Regions from separate parts of the Homo sapiens genome. Here region 2 is linked to region 1. The links are chromatin contacts, found by Hi-C or POLR2A ChIA-PET in ENCODE. All regions are on one chromosome and are shown on one strand. Each heading gives the region's core, a stretch centred on a gene start or an enhancer-like site at or near the end of the contact. The rest is flanking DNA. Distances are from core to core; before and after follow the strand shown. Region 1 has its middle 34 kb from the start of SOWAHC. Region 2 has its middle 75 kb from the start of SOWAHC.

Region 1 (6,748 bases), core at 2,497-4,996:
GTTTTGTCCATTGGGAATATTTTTCTTCACCACTGTTCTTCAGGGCCACCCTTGAGAGGTGCTTGGTGCAACAGCAGTCTATTTCTTGTTGGTGCCAACATATTATGTAGACCTAATTGTAAACTAGACCCCAGCTTTCATTCTCCTCTTGTATGGTCATAAAGAGCTTCCATTTGTTTGGGAGAGCAATGCAGCAGGAGTAGGTGTCATGGAACACTGGGCCACCTGCTCAATACTTGTACTTTCTGAACTTGCTTGAGCCCAGTCTTATGTATATTCAGTTATGGAACCATCTAGGAGCCAAGCCCTACAGGATGCCATGAGCCAGGGAGTAATATGTGGTATTGTTTCTTCCACAGAAGACATTCACAGGCCCAGGAATCAAGGGGTGGAAATGGTAGTGAACCCTCTCATTATTACCTTGTAACTCATTTTGAGATAGGTACAGGGGTTGCTGGGACTTTGCCTCTCCCTTTGTGGGGAGAGGATGTATGAAGGAGAAGTTGGTGTATGAAGGAGAAATTGGTCCTGGCAGGAGTTAAATACGGGTAGAACTACAAGAATGGAAACTGGGCAGCAAGGGCATGCTTGTGCCAGCCATTTACCTCCACTCTCTGCCCTGCACCACTGGGGACTGTCCCTCAAGACTGCATTTCCCAGACTCCCCCGCCAGCTTCCTGCTAGGTTGTCGTATTAGTCCGTTTTCATGCTGCTGATAAAGACATACCCAAGACCGGGTAATTTATAAAGAAAAAGAGGTTTATTGGACTCACAGGTCCACATGGCTGGGAGGCCTCACAATCATAGCAGAAGGCAAAAGGCACGTTTAGCATGGTGGCAGAAAAGAGAGAATGAGAGCCAAGAGAAAGAGGAAACCCCTTATAAAATCATCAGATTTCATGAGACTTCTTCACTACCATAAGAACAGCACGGAGGAAGCTCCGCCCATGATTCAATGATCTCCCACTGGGTCCCTCCCACAACACACGGGGATTATGGGAGCTACAATTCAAGATGAGATTTGGGTGGGGACACAGTCAAACCACATCAGTGGTCCTGTGGGAGGCACTGGTGACAGATTGGTAAGGAGGGAAAGTGGGACCCCTGCCCGGTCTCCCCACTCAGATAGCATCTCCAGCTGTCTCTCCTCAGTGCTTCAGCTCTGCCCGGGCAGGCCCTCCCCCATAGTCCTGGCTCACATAGGTGGTCCTGGCTTTTGGACACCTGGCTTCACCTCCACTTTTTGTCTTTCTGCCTTGGGAGACTAGCGGCTTCCTGCAATGACTAACCTCTGGGATGCCTTACCTTCCCGTTGTTTGCTCTGTCAGCTGCTGATAATTCCCCAGATTAAATTCCTATCTGTGTGGCATAGGCTCCATTCTCCAAACCCGATTCATGCTGTGTGTGCTGTAGCCTCACCAGAACGTATGATGATGAGCCTTATGGATTTCCATCATCTCAGCGACTTTTGTTTCCTACAAAATACAAAGGAACACAAATATCTGTGAGTCAATTGAGAAAAGAAAGTCACCCATATTACTGTCCCACGAGGAATATCCAAAATTGAGACTGTTCTGAGAAACTTTAGGATCATTGCAGCCTGGAATTATCATTTCGTTATGTCTAGTAAAACGTGCCAGTAAGGGTGGGGCCGTGGCCTCCAATGGGCTAACTTATTGTTGCAATGGCTTTCCAAGATTCATTTTTGCAGAAGTAGCCAATGTTTTTCTTTAAACACATCAGAGGGAATTTTTCTTAAAGAAAATTTGTGTTCTAGAAATCAGGTCTTAAGAAAATGAGAAACCAAAAACTTGAAACTTTCTCAAGAGATAATCAAGGAAGTAATCACATGCTTTACAGAAAATCTTCACTTTAGGAAGGTATAAAATTCAAAATACTGGCTGGGCATGGTGGCACATGCCTGTAATCCCAGTACTTTGGCAGGCCGAGGAAGGCGGATCACCTGAGGTCAGGAGTTTGAGACCAGTCTGGCTAACATGGTGAAACCCCATCTCTACTAAAAATACAAAAATTAGCCGGGTGTGGTGGTGAACGCCTGTAATCCCAGCTACTTGGGAGGCTGAGGCAGGAGAATCGCTTGAACCCGGGAGGCAGAGGTTGCAGTGACCCGAGATCACGCCACCGCACTCCAGCCTGGGCGACAGAGTGAGACTCTGTCTCAAAAAAAAAGAAAAAGAAAAAGAAATTCATAATACCTTTAAATATTAAATCCCTACAATAGATTTAAAGTACCATTTTCAGGAACACATACCTCATATTAGAAAGCTTCAACTTAAGCTTTATTCATTTAGTCTCCAGGACTTTAGTCATGGAGCCAATCAAACCACTATAGTTTTGCAATCAATTTTTCAGTTTTGCTTTTACCAGCTTTGATGAATCTTGCTTTTTCTCATTCTTTAAATGGTTTGGTAATCAGGTGTTTATTTCCTAGTTTGCAATAAATACTGAAAATTATAACTGTTAGTGAGCATTATCTATTACCGTTTTGTCTTTTTGGGGTGAAAGTAGTTACCGAGCACCAGGCCGTCAACTGGTCCAGGTCGCCGTTGTTGTGACTGCAGCCACCTACCTGATTGTCCTACCTATACATCCAGCCCTCTCACCCGCAACCAGTCCATCCTCCGCACAGCAGACACTCCCAGCACTCCACACTCCCGGCACTTTGGGAGGCCAAGATGGGTGGATCACAAGGTCTGGAGTTCAAGACCAGTCTGGCCAAGATGCTGAAAACCCATCTCTACTAAAAATACAAAAATGAGCCCGAAGTGGTGGCACGTGCCTGTAATCCCAGCTACTCGGGAGGCTGAGGCAGGAGAATTGCCTGAACCCAGGCGGCAGGGGTTGATGTGAGCCAAGATCACGCCACTGCACTCCAGCCTGGGCAACAGAGCAAGACTCCGTCTCAGAAAAAAAAAAAAAAAAAGATGTAAATCAGCTGGGCATAGTGGTTCACACCTGTAATCCCAGCACTTTGGGAGGCCAAGGCGGGTGGATCACCTGAGGTCAGGAATTCAAGACCAGCCTGGCCAACATAGTGAAACCCCATCTCTACTAAAAATACAAAATTAGCCGGGCATCATGACATATGCCTGTATTCCCAGCTATTTGGGAGGCTGAGGCAAGAGAACTGCTGGGAGGCGGAGGTTGCAGTGAGCCGAGATTGCATCATGCATTCCAGCCTGGGCAACAAGAGTGAAACTGCCTCAAAAAAAAGTGTAAATCAGATGGTGTCTTTCTGCTGCTTAAAATCTTCCAGGGACTCCCACTGCACAGAGAATGTTGTCCACAGATCCCTGCCAGGCTGCAGCCAGCCAAGCCTCCTTCCTGCCTTTGAGTTCTCTGCTGTTGGTTCAGTGGTTCGGTGTTCACATTCTTCTCCCTTCAGCTCCCAGCCCACGCCAAGCATTCCCACCCGAGGACCCAAGCGGTCACTATCCCTTCTGCGGGGCTGTGCCTCTCATGCTCTCAGTGAAGCCAACCTTGGCCACTTAGTTCTTGCACCCTCTCTGTTTCCATCCTGTAACCCCTCCTAATGTGTGATTACTGCTAATTGGCCCACTTGTTTATTTTCTGCCTCCTCCAACATACTTAAGCAGCTCAGCAAAGGGTTAGGGTGTGTGACACATCACCCCAGAGCCAGGCCTCAGTGGGCACTGAGTGAGGCAGCTAACGGGCATTTGTGGAATGATGCTTGTTCTCAAATTCTTGGTCAGACCAGATTGCCAAAGACTTTCAAGAAGCAAGGGCATACAAGCAAGCCTAGTTTTGCTTCTCTGGCTCTAATGTTGTTTAAGTGAGGAGAGCCGAGCCGGGCGGGGTGGCTCATGCCTGTAATCCCAGTACTTTGGGAGGCTGAGGCGGGTGGATCGCCTGAGGTCAGAAGTTCGAGACCAGCCTGGCCAACATAGTGAAACCCCATCTCTACCAAATATACAAAAAATTAGCTGGGCATGGTGTCAGGCAACTGTAATCCCGGCTACTAGGGAGGCTGGGGCAGGAGAATCACTTGAACCCGGGAGGCGGAGATTGCAGTGAGCCGAGATCACGCCATTGCACTCCAGCCTGGGTGACAGAGTGAGACTCCATCTCAAAAAAATAAAAAAAGTGAGGAGAGGGCCGGGTGTGGTGGCTCACGCCTGTAATCCCAGCACTTTGGGAGGCTGAGGTGGGCGGATCACAAGGTTAAGATATCGAGACCATCTTGGCCAACACGGTGAAACCCCGTCTCTACTAAAAATACAAAAATTATCTGGCCGTGGTGGCACACGCCTGTAGTCCCAGATATTTAGGAGGCTGAGGCAGAAGAATCGCTTGAACCCAGGAGGTGGAGGTTGCAGTGAGCCAAGATCATGCCACTGCATTCCAGCCTGACGACAGAGCGAGATTCCATCTCAAAAAAAAAAAAAAAAAAAAAAAAAAAGTGAGGAGAGCCATTGAGTGGCTGACACTTCCCAAAAGGATCACGCACAGGAAGGTCTGGGCTGGGAAGCAGAGCCCAGCACCCTGCCCTGTGGATCAGACAAAGGGAAAAACTGCATCTCATCTACAGATGTTTTATGTATTTCTTCCACGATTTTAAAAACTTCCATAGAACATTGAGGTAGTGAAAAAATACTGAAAATTTGAAAAACAAGTTTATTAAAACTCCTAGTATTGTTTTCAATGTAAACATTTTGCTTACACCCAAAATAGAATTACCATTTTACTTTCCTGGCTTTGATGGAAGCAAACCCTTCCAACAATATTTTCTTAAAATTATTAGCCATTTGTGGCCGGGAGCAGTGGCTCACACTTGTAATCCCAGCACTTTGGGAGGCCTACGTGGGTGGATCTCTTGAGGTCAGGAGTTCAAGACCAGCCTGGCCAACATGGTGAAACCCTATCTCTACAAAAAATACAAAAAAAAAAAAAAAAAAAATAGCCAGTCATGGTGGCAGTCGCCTGTAATCCCAGCTATTCGGGAGGCTGATGCAGGAGAATCACTTGAACCCAGAAGGCAGAGTTTGCAGTGAGCCGAGATTGTGCCATTGCACTCCAGCCTGGGCGACAGAGCAAGACTCCATCTCAAAAAAAAAAAATTATTAGCCGTTTACAAATACATGCAAACATGAGTACAGGGGAGAGCATTACTCCTTTTGCCTCAGGCTCCAGTGTGGTTGGGCATGATGCAGTCAGAGCCTGTCTGCATTTAATATAGTAATATTTTATTTGTGATTTTTAAAAATTCATTTAATTTTTTAAAATATTGCATCAAAATATCATTTATCTGGATGACTTTTTGCCTCTTGCCCCCTTACATTTTGCACCCGATGTGAGCGTCTCACACACCTGACCCTGGTCCTAGTCTGAAGCCAGTGCCACTTTCTGGGTGAAGTAGGTCTTGCCTTACGGATAAGGGACAGTCACCTGGGAGAAGACCAGAAATAAAATCAACTAACAGAACATAGCCTAGGGTGAGAGCATGGTAGATTGCCTCAGAAGGACCAAATGCCGGAGGAGGGAAGGTTGGGGACAGCATTCCGGCCCCAGCCGGTAGAGCTCAGCTGGTGTCAGGCTTCACGTTTCCTTTGACTTTAGCTCCCTTGAGTTCTCCCTGGTGTCTGTGAAGTTTTCATGAGCATTTCAGCCTTTTTTGGCTGCGTTGAGAGTTTTGTCTACACTCCGAGCATAGAGTTTGAAATGGGAATGGCGCACCCCTGAGAGCCAGTATGTGGGAGACAGCCATAATCAAATAATTACAATGAACACTCATGCTGGACTTACCGGGTATAGACACAGCTTCATCTATGTTCACAGATTCTAACCTCCAAGCAGCTCTAGGAGGTAGGCACTAGTAATAACTATTTTTGACTGATGAGGAAATTGAGGCAGAAAGAGGTTTGTCCACATATTTAAGTGAAGGGTCGGGAATTCCAGTCTAGACAGGCTGACTCTTGAGTCCAGGCAGGGGACCCTGAGCCTGTCGCACCTCTCAGGAATCCAAGCTTCAGACCATGTGGCAGCCTGAGCTTGCAGGTACAGCCAGGCTTGGTTTGTTTAGCACATCTCCCCGGAAAGCCTTCTTTCAGAAGCAAACTGAGGAGGACCCGCATTTACTTTTGTAAGGCGTAGTTTCGCTTACTAATGACAGCAACAATTGGCTTTACACAGAGAACAAAATCTCAGGCTGAAAGGGTGAATTTCAGGCATCTCTCATCAGGGATTTGGCCAGAAGGGGCTGGGTGCCCACTCTGTGCCAATTCTAAGACTCCTTGCTGTTCTAGATTAAGGTTGCTGAATTTACGTACTAAGTGGAGGGGTATTTGCAACCTCCCTTCACTCTGTAAGCTAATTTACATTTAAACCTTGGTTGCCTCTCGCTGGCAACTAAGGCTCCACAACAGCCGTCAAGGAATTAATTTCTGGGGCCCATGAAGGCGTGCCTGAGAAATAAAAGTGCTGTGGGAGAATTTTGCCAACAGGCTGAAGAGCAACCTTGCTGCCATGCACACAGACATTTAGGATCCCGCTGGCTTGTGAATCCTGGCATAGTTGCTGGGGGCCACACAGTCGGGAGGCAAACAAAGCTGCTCAGTTAGCACTGCAGTGCTTTTCCTGGGAGTGGGAACTCGCAGGAGCAAACCAACTAGGGAAACGTCCCTAAAGTAGACAGCTTCACCAGAGTGGTTATTGTTGACTTCCTCTTCTGGTTGTTTAAAGTGACAGGCCTTGGGGCTTAGGATCTTGT
Region 2 (6,602 bases), core at 862-3,361, 43 kb before region 1:
AGACTGCAAATGTTTCTTATCAGACTTAAAGAGTCTGCTCTAGCAGTCTTAAGGTCTCTGTGTTGATGTTAATGCTGGTAAGCTGTGCCTGAATTCCAAAAGGGCAGACGGTATAATGAGATATGTCTGACACCGTGGCGGGTGCCTGTAATCCCAGCTACTCAGGAGGCTGAGGCACGAGAATCGCTTGAACCCGGGAGGTGGAGGTTGCAGAGAGCCGAGATCGCACCATTGCACTCCAGCCTGGGGGACAAGAGCAAGACTTCATCTCAAAAAAAAAAAAAAAGAAAGAAAGAAAAAAGAAATACAAGTTGAATGAGTGACGGTTAAAAGATGAGGAACGAGGCGCATGTGGGCCCTTCCCTCTGCAATTTCAGAGGTGAATTTATGCAGGCAGCCACTTAGCTGCTTCTTGGGAAACCAAATGATTGACTTAGGGAAAGGAGAAATGGCACCGGGCCGCAGTGGGGAAGTGGGCCTCCCTCCCACAGGCTTCCTCGCTTTCTCCCACACGGCCTCGGCCTCCAGCTGAGCCAAAACCAAACAAAAACCCAAGGACCTTCTTAACAAGGAGAGAAGCAGACGGCCTCTCAGCTTGGATTTTGTTTCTCTCAGTTCTGCTCTCACATTTGATTTTTATTGAGATATAATTTGCATACTATAAAAACCACCCCCTAAGGTAAACAACTCAGTGGTTTAGAGTCTGTTCTCAGAGTTGTGCATCTGCCACCACCGTAACCACTTTAGAACACTTTATTACCCCAAGGAGATGTGCCACCCCTCTGCTGTAACCCCAGCGCCCTCCCCACCGCCCCCAGCCTGAGGCAGCCCCCTCTCTGCCTTCTGTTTTATGTGTTTGCCTATCAGAGACAGTTCCCCTAAATAGAATCACGTACCATGTGGCCTTTCGTGTCTGGCTTTTTTCTGCTGCCACATTTTATCCACTCCTGATTCAGAACACAAAAACCTAAAATGTGCAAGGGATGGATTTGGGTTTGATAGGCAGAAATTGAAAACTGATCATGGGCCGGGCATGGTGGCTCACGCCTGTAATCCCAGCACTTTAGGAGGCCGAGGCGGGTGGATCATGAGGTCGGGAGTTCAAGACCAGCCTGGCCAAGATGGTGAAACCTCGTCTCTACTAAAAAATACAAAAATTAGCTGGGCACGGTGGCGGGCGCCTGTAATCCCAGCTACTCGGGAGGCTGAGGCAGGAGAATTGCTTGAACCTGGGAGGTGGAGTTTGCAATGAGCCGAGATCGTGCCACTGCGCTCTAGCCTGGGTGACAGAGCAAGACTCTGCCTCAAAAAAAAAACCAAAAAAACTGATCATGAACTTTCCAGGGGGCCTAAAGTTGGAGGTGGAAACAGGGCTGCATGTGTCCAGGGCCCCCACAGAGGCTCTGTTTTACTCTATAGATTTGTGTTCTGGTTGCTTGTCCCTCCCTATCCCCTCCTTACCCCTTCTGGGGGCAGAAGGAACCAGAGCTTGCAACCCAGGAGATCACCTGAGGTACCCCCAAGTCCCCTTTTTGGAGGCTGGCAGAACTCTCGGAAATTCATTCTAGACCTAGCCTGGCCCCTGAAGCTAAGCTGCCCTAGCCAAGTGCAGGGTAGTCCTGGGAGTTCCTGCTTGGATCCAGCTCAGAACAGAGCCCTAGAAACAGGCCTGAGTGAGCTCAGAGACCAGCCCCACCAGGCCCCGGTCCAACCCAGCCTTATGCCTGGCAGCACTGATTGATCACCGACCTGTGGCTCTGGGTTGCTCTGTCCGCATGTCCCCACGTTTAGACCGAGACCACTATTGCTAATGTGGTATCCACTAAAAACCTGTCATCTAAGAGAAATTTCTCTCCCAATAGTCCACAGCTGATGGGGCCTGGTTGCGTTACTTGAACATCAGTGCACTTTTCCATTTTTCTTTAAACACACTTGCTAGGCTTCTGGCAAGGGCTATTGTAAACACTTCCCATCATTCCTACGTATTTTTAGCCTCAAGTTCTGCAGTGCCAGGAGAGATCCAAGGTCTTTGCTCTGTCATTTGTAAAGAACCTGCCTTGCAGCAGGACAGAGCTGATTGCTCTGGTGTTTATGGTTGAACATTGTCAAACCTGCAGAACTGGCTGTCCCTGATCTAGGAGGTGCCCCATCAATGACATGAGAAACACAAAACAAAGCCAGGACTAGGCTGAGAAGAGATAATCACAAGGTCAATGTCCAGAACTCCCTAGTTACTGAGTGTACATGAAGGAAGAAGGTGGGGCAAAGGGAAAAAACAAAGTCAGGAAGGGGTAGGCCTAGGCTTAGCAGAATTCTACCCCCCAACACACCCCACCCCCAGCCCTGCCCCGCATTCCCCTTCCATACCCAAGGTGTTTCTCAGGAGCTTACTGATGGTGAACGTCTGGAAGGCCGGCCTGGCTCGTCCCTCACTGGCTGTGCTGCCTTAAACAACTTGCTCATTCTCAAGGGACTCTGGGATTCCTCTGCCCCTGGGTGGCTTCCTTTGTCACACGTGCCAGGAGCATGCTAAGAACGTAATTAATAAGGCTACTGTGAAAGGAAAATAAATCTTGAGGCCCCTAAATCACTAAGCTAAATGGGAAAGTCAAGCTAGGAACTGCTTAGGGCAAACCTGCCTTCCATTCTATTCAAAGTCATCCCTCTGCTCACTGAGATAAAGGCATATCTGATTGCCTTCTTTGGAAAGGCTAATCAGAAACTCAAAAGAATGCAACCATTTGTCTCTCATCTACCTATGACCTGGAAGTGCTCCCACAACTTTGAGTTGTCCCGCCTTTGCTTCGAGTTGTCCCGCTTTTCCAGACCGAACCAACGTTCATCTTACATATGTTAATTGATGTCTCCCGTCTCCCTAAAATGTATAAAACCAAGCTGTGCTCTGACCACCTTGGGCACATAGCAGGACCTCGTGAGGCTGTGTCACTGGCATGCATCCTTAACTTTGGCAAAATAAACTTCCTAAATTGGCTGAGACCTGTCTCAGATACATTCAGGGTTCACAGTACCATGGTGGGTAGCTGTTTCCCTCACTGGACCAATAACTCCTAGAGAACAAGCACCAAAGAGCTTTGATCTTTGTGCCGTACGTGCATACCCCCAATAGGTACATAATCCAGCTCAGGAAATTTCATAAATGCTGGTTAAATCGAATACAATTTAGGTAAGGAGAGAGAGTGAACACAGATACTAATTTTTGGAGTTCAGTTATCACTTTTTTTTGGAAAAACATTTTGTTGTTCAGAGACACTTGGCAATGGAATAACTCTTAACAAAAGAGCAGTATTTATGAGTTAAGTGTAGATAATCCAACCCATATGGATGAAATTTCCCTTTAAGTGCTTGACTATGCTTTTAGAAATTGAGCAGAGATGAGGGGGGAAGGAAGGAAGAGAGCGTTTGGCAGAAGGAATTTTAGAGTTTGCTGAACCAGAATGTAGCGGGAAAAAAATCTCAGTTGAAGGCCTGGCTGGATTTTGTCATTGCTAATGAGAAGCAGGTACTGAAAATATGCTACAGCTCCTTGCAAATCTTACCAGGAATTGTTGCCTGCTGACCTCTCTGCTCTTCTATGCCTGCTGACCCCAGATGCTAGCATAGGATAAAGCTGCCCAGTTTAAATGTACATTCAACCCTGTTATTTGTCCTCAATGGATTTGAAAAAAGGTGTTAGAATTCAGGCTGCAAAGGTCCATCTAGGAGGCCTATGGAATGTCACATGTCCCCCAACCTATGTGCACCTATTTGGCAAGCTCTCTCTGCTGCCCAGGCATGCTGTTGTGGGTCTTTCCAAAAGCCTGTCTGCAGCTCCCAGGGCTGTTCCTAACTGCCTACCAGATTTTCAGGCAGAGGTAACAGGTTCCTAGAAAATGTCATCCAGGCCGGGCACGGTGGCTCACGCCTGTAATCTCAGCACTTTGGGAGGCCGAGGTGGGTGGATCACCTGAGGTCAGGAGTTCAAGATCAGCCTGGCCAATATGGTGAAATCCCGCCTCTACTAAAAGTACAACAATTAGCTGGGCGTGGTCTTGGGTGCCTGTAATCCCACCTACTCGGGAGGCTGAGGCAGGAGAGTCGCTTAAACCCAGAAGGCAGAGGTTGCAGTGAGCCGAGATCATGCCATTGCACTCCGCCTGGGTGACGAGTGAAACTCCGTCTTAAAAAAGGAAGGAAGGAAGAAAGGAAGGAAGGAAGGAAGGAAGGAAGGAAAATAAATGTAGGCCAGGAAAGGAAGCTATAGACAGCATTGAGGAAGAGGAAACAATTTTACATTGATTCTTTTTTTTTTTTTTTTTTTTTTTTTTATTGAGACAGAGTCTCGCTCCGTCACCCAGGCTGGAGTGCAGTGGCACAATCTCGGCTCACTGCAACCTCCGCCTGCCGGGTTCAGTAGACTCTCCTGCCTCAGCCTCCTGAGTAGCTGGGACTACAGGCGTGCGCCACTACGCCCAGCTAATTTTTGTATTTTTAGTAGAGACAAGGTTTCACCACGTTGGTTGGCCAGGATGGTCTTGATCTCTTGACCTCGTGATCCACCCACCTCGGCCTCCCAAAGTGCTGGGATTACAGGCGTGAGCTGCCATGTCCTGCAATTTTACATTGATTCTAAAGGAAAAGTAGGGGCTCCAACAGAGTCTCTTTTCAGCTCACAGGAGGCTGCCCATGTCAGGGGACTGCAGGGGTCGCGCTCCTGAGAGTGTGCCCAGGAAGGACAAGTGTTCACTGGAGAGCCTTCACAGAGCCAAAGCCATCAGAGGATGTCCTCTGAGGAACGAGGCCCAGTCTATACAGCAGCTTGTCCCAGGGAGGGGTTGCCAAGGCCTGGACCCCAAGATCTCATCCACAGGGCACCATAGGCCTCAGGAGGGCCTTTCCTGCTGTTGCCCCGAGAAATAGGCAACTCTGTGACTCCTCGGGACTGAAAACCAAACAGAACGTACACTCCAACAAGACAGGTCACAGCCACACATGCGGAGCAGTTTCCCAGCCAGGCATTGCTGGTCCCAAGACCCTGGGGTGTCATTTTCCTTCTGTCTTACCACCCTCTCCCACCCAGGCTCTCCTTTCCTATCACTATTTTTCTGTTTTCTGGTTTGTTCATGTCATCATTAAAATCTCCTGACCCAGCCTGGGCAACATGGCGAAAAGCCCATCTCTGTTAAAAATACAGAAAAATTAACTGGACATGGTGGTGCACGTGTGTAGTCCCAGCTACTCAGGAGCCTGAGGTGGAAGGATCACCTGAGTCCGGGAGGTCTGAGGCTGCAGTGAGCCATGATCGCACCACTGCACTCCATCCTCAGCAACAGAGTCAGACCCTGTTTCAAAAAAAAAAAAAAAAAAATCCCCTGACCTGAGGAACTTTGGAAGGCAGTTCTGTGGCTGGATCCCATCAGGCCAGGACCATAAGAATGGTACAGAGTCGCTACAGAGCAGGTGTGGATTTTCTCCTCACAGGGGCAGGTGTACACTCAGGTTGAAGACAGTAAATGTACTGTGGTCGAGGAGAGCCAGGTTTCCCACAGCTGGAGAAATAAGTTACAAATGAGGCTAGGTTGAACTTGTGGTGCGAGATTGGCCTCACAGGTGTGGATATGAATTCATTCTAGAGCCCATTCTAGAGCCCATTCTCCAAGAAGAGAAACCAGGGCTCCTCAGAGAGGAGCTGGTTCTAGGGATGGGGCAGGGAAAATACAAGATGGGCCTGAACATCTTATGGAGCCAAAATATAAGAAGTGCTCAAAAATCAAATGGGGACTATCAAAAGGATACAGGGCTCAGCATGCAGGAGCTCATGACGTTGTTAATTATAACCCCCAAATAAAAGTCTTTGTTGATACAAATAAATAACTGAATGAGCCACTTAATTGAGTGCATTGAGCCCTACAAGTGGCGGGCAAGGCACACAGACCCAGATGTCTCTGCTCATGGCAGCTACACAAAGAAAATCCTCGTGAGTGAAAAAAAAATCAGATGTTCTCTATGCGGGGGAAGAGGCTGTATTTAAAGGACAAATATCTTTTATAAAACATTTATGGGACTATGAGCATTATTTTATTTACATAGGCATATTTAGGATGTAAGCTCTTTCCTGTTCAAACCAGCAACTTTAGGATTAGGAATGAAAACAACTTTATGTACATTTATCACATCTACAATGGTTTAAATGAAAGTACTGAAACTGACCAGGCACAGTGGCTCATGCCTGTAATTCCAGCACTTTGGGAGGCAGATCGCTTGTGCTCAGGATTTCCAGACCAGCCTGGGCAACATGGTGAAACCCCATCTCTACAAAAAATACAGTAAGTTATCTGGGCATGGTGGCACACACATCTGGTCCCAGCTACTCAGGAGGCTGAGACAGGAAGATTGCTTGAGCCCAGAAGGTGGAGGTTACTGTGAGCTGAGATCATGTCACTGCAGTCCGACCTGGATAATAGAATGAGACTCTGTCTTAAAAAAAAATAGTAAGAAGCCGGACGCTGTGGCTTACGCCTGTAATCCCAGCACGTTGGGAGGCCGAGGCGGGCAAATCACGAGGTCAGGAGTTCAAGATCAGACTGACCAACATGGTGAAACCC

Evidence for each region. A loop is a pair of places that touch in the nucleus more often than their neighbours do. ChIA-PET counts read pairs that join two places held with the same protein, here RNA polymerase II (POLR2A). Pooled maps may share reads with other maps.
Region 2: a map of aorta shows a loop between it and region 1 (4-fold over the local background). The contact joins two enhancer-like sites. A Hi-C loop is called at or near these places in 12 of 168 maps with a recorded cell type or tissue (Caco-2, Calu3, HepG2 and 8 more) and 10 of 50 pooled maps. POLR2A ChIA-PET finds 5 or more read pairs at or near these places in 7 of 52 experiments (BJ, Caco-2, H1 and 4 more).

The regions. Positions count from the first base shown.
Region 1 is chr2:109,644,849-109,651,596 of GRCh38, reverse strand. It overlaps a transcript of RANBP2 not described here. Among named protein-coding and RNA genes, the nearest start is that of SOWAHC, 34 kb to the right of the region's middle. Within about 2 kb of position 3,746, at least 4 of the 41 ENCODE cell types and tissues checked have a DNase peak (open chromatin) inside an H3K27ac peak, as active enhancers do.
Region 2 is chr2:109,686,505-109,693,106 of GRCh38, reverse strand. It overlaps a transcript of RANBP2 not described here. Among named protein-coding and RNA genes, the nearest start is that of SOWAHC, 75 kb to the right of the region's middle. Within about 2 kb of position 2,111, at least 12 of the 41 ENCODE cell types and tissues checked have a DNase peak (open chromatin) inside an H3K27ac peak, as active enhancers do.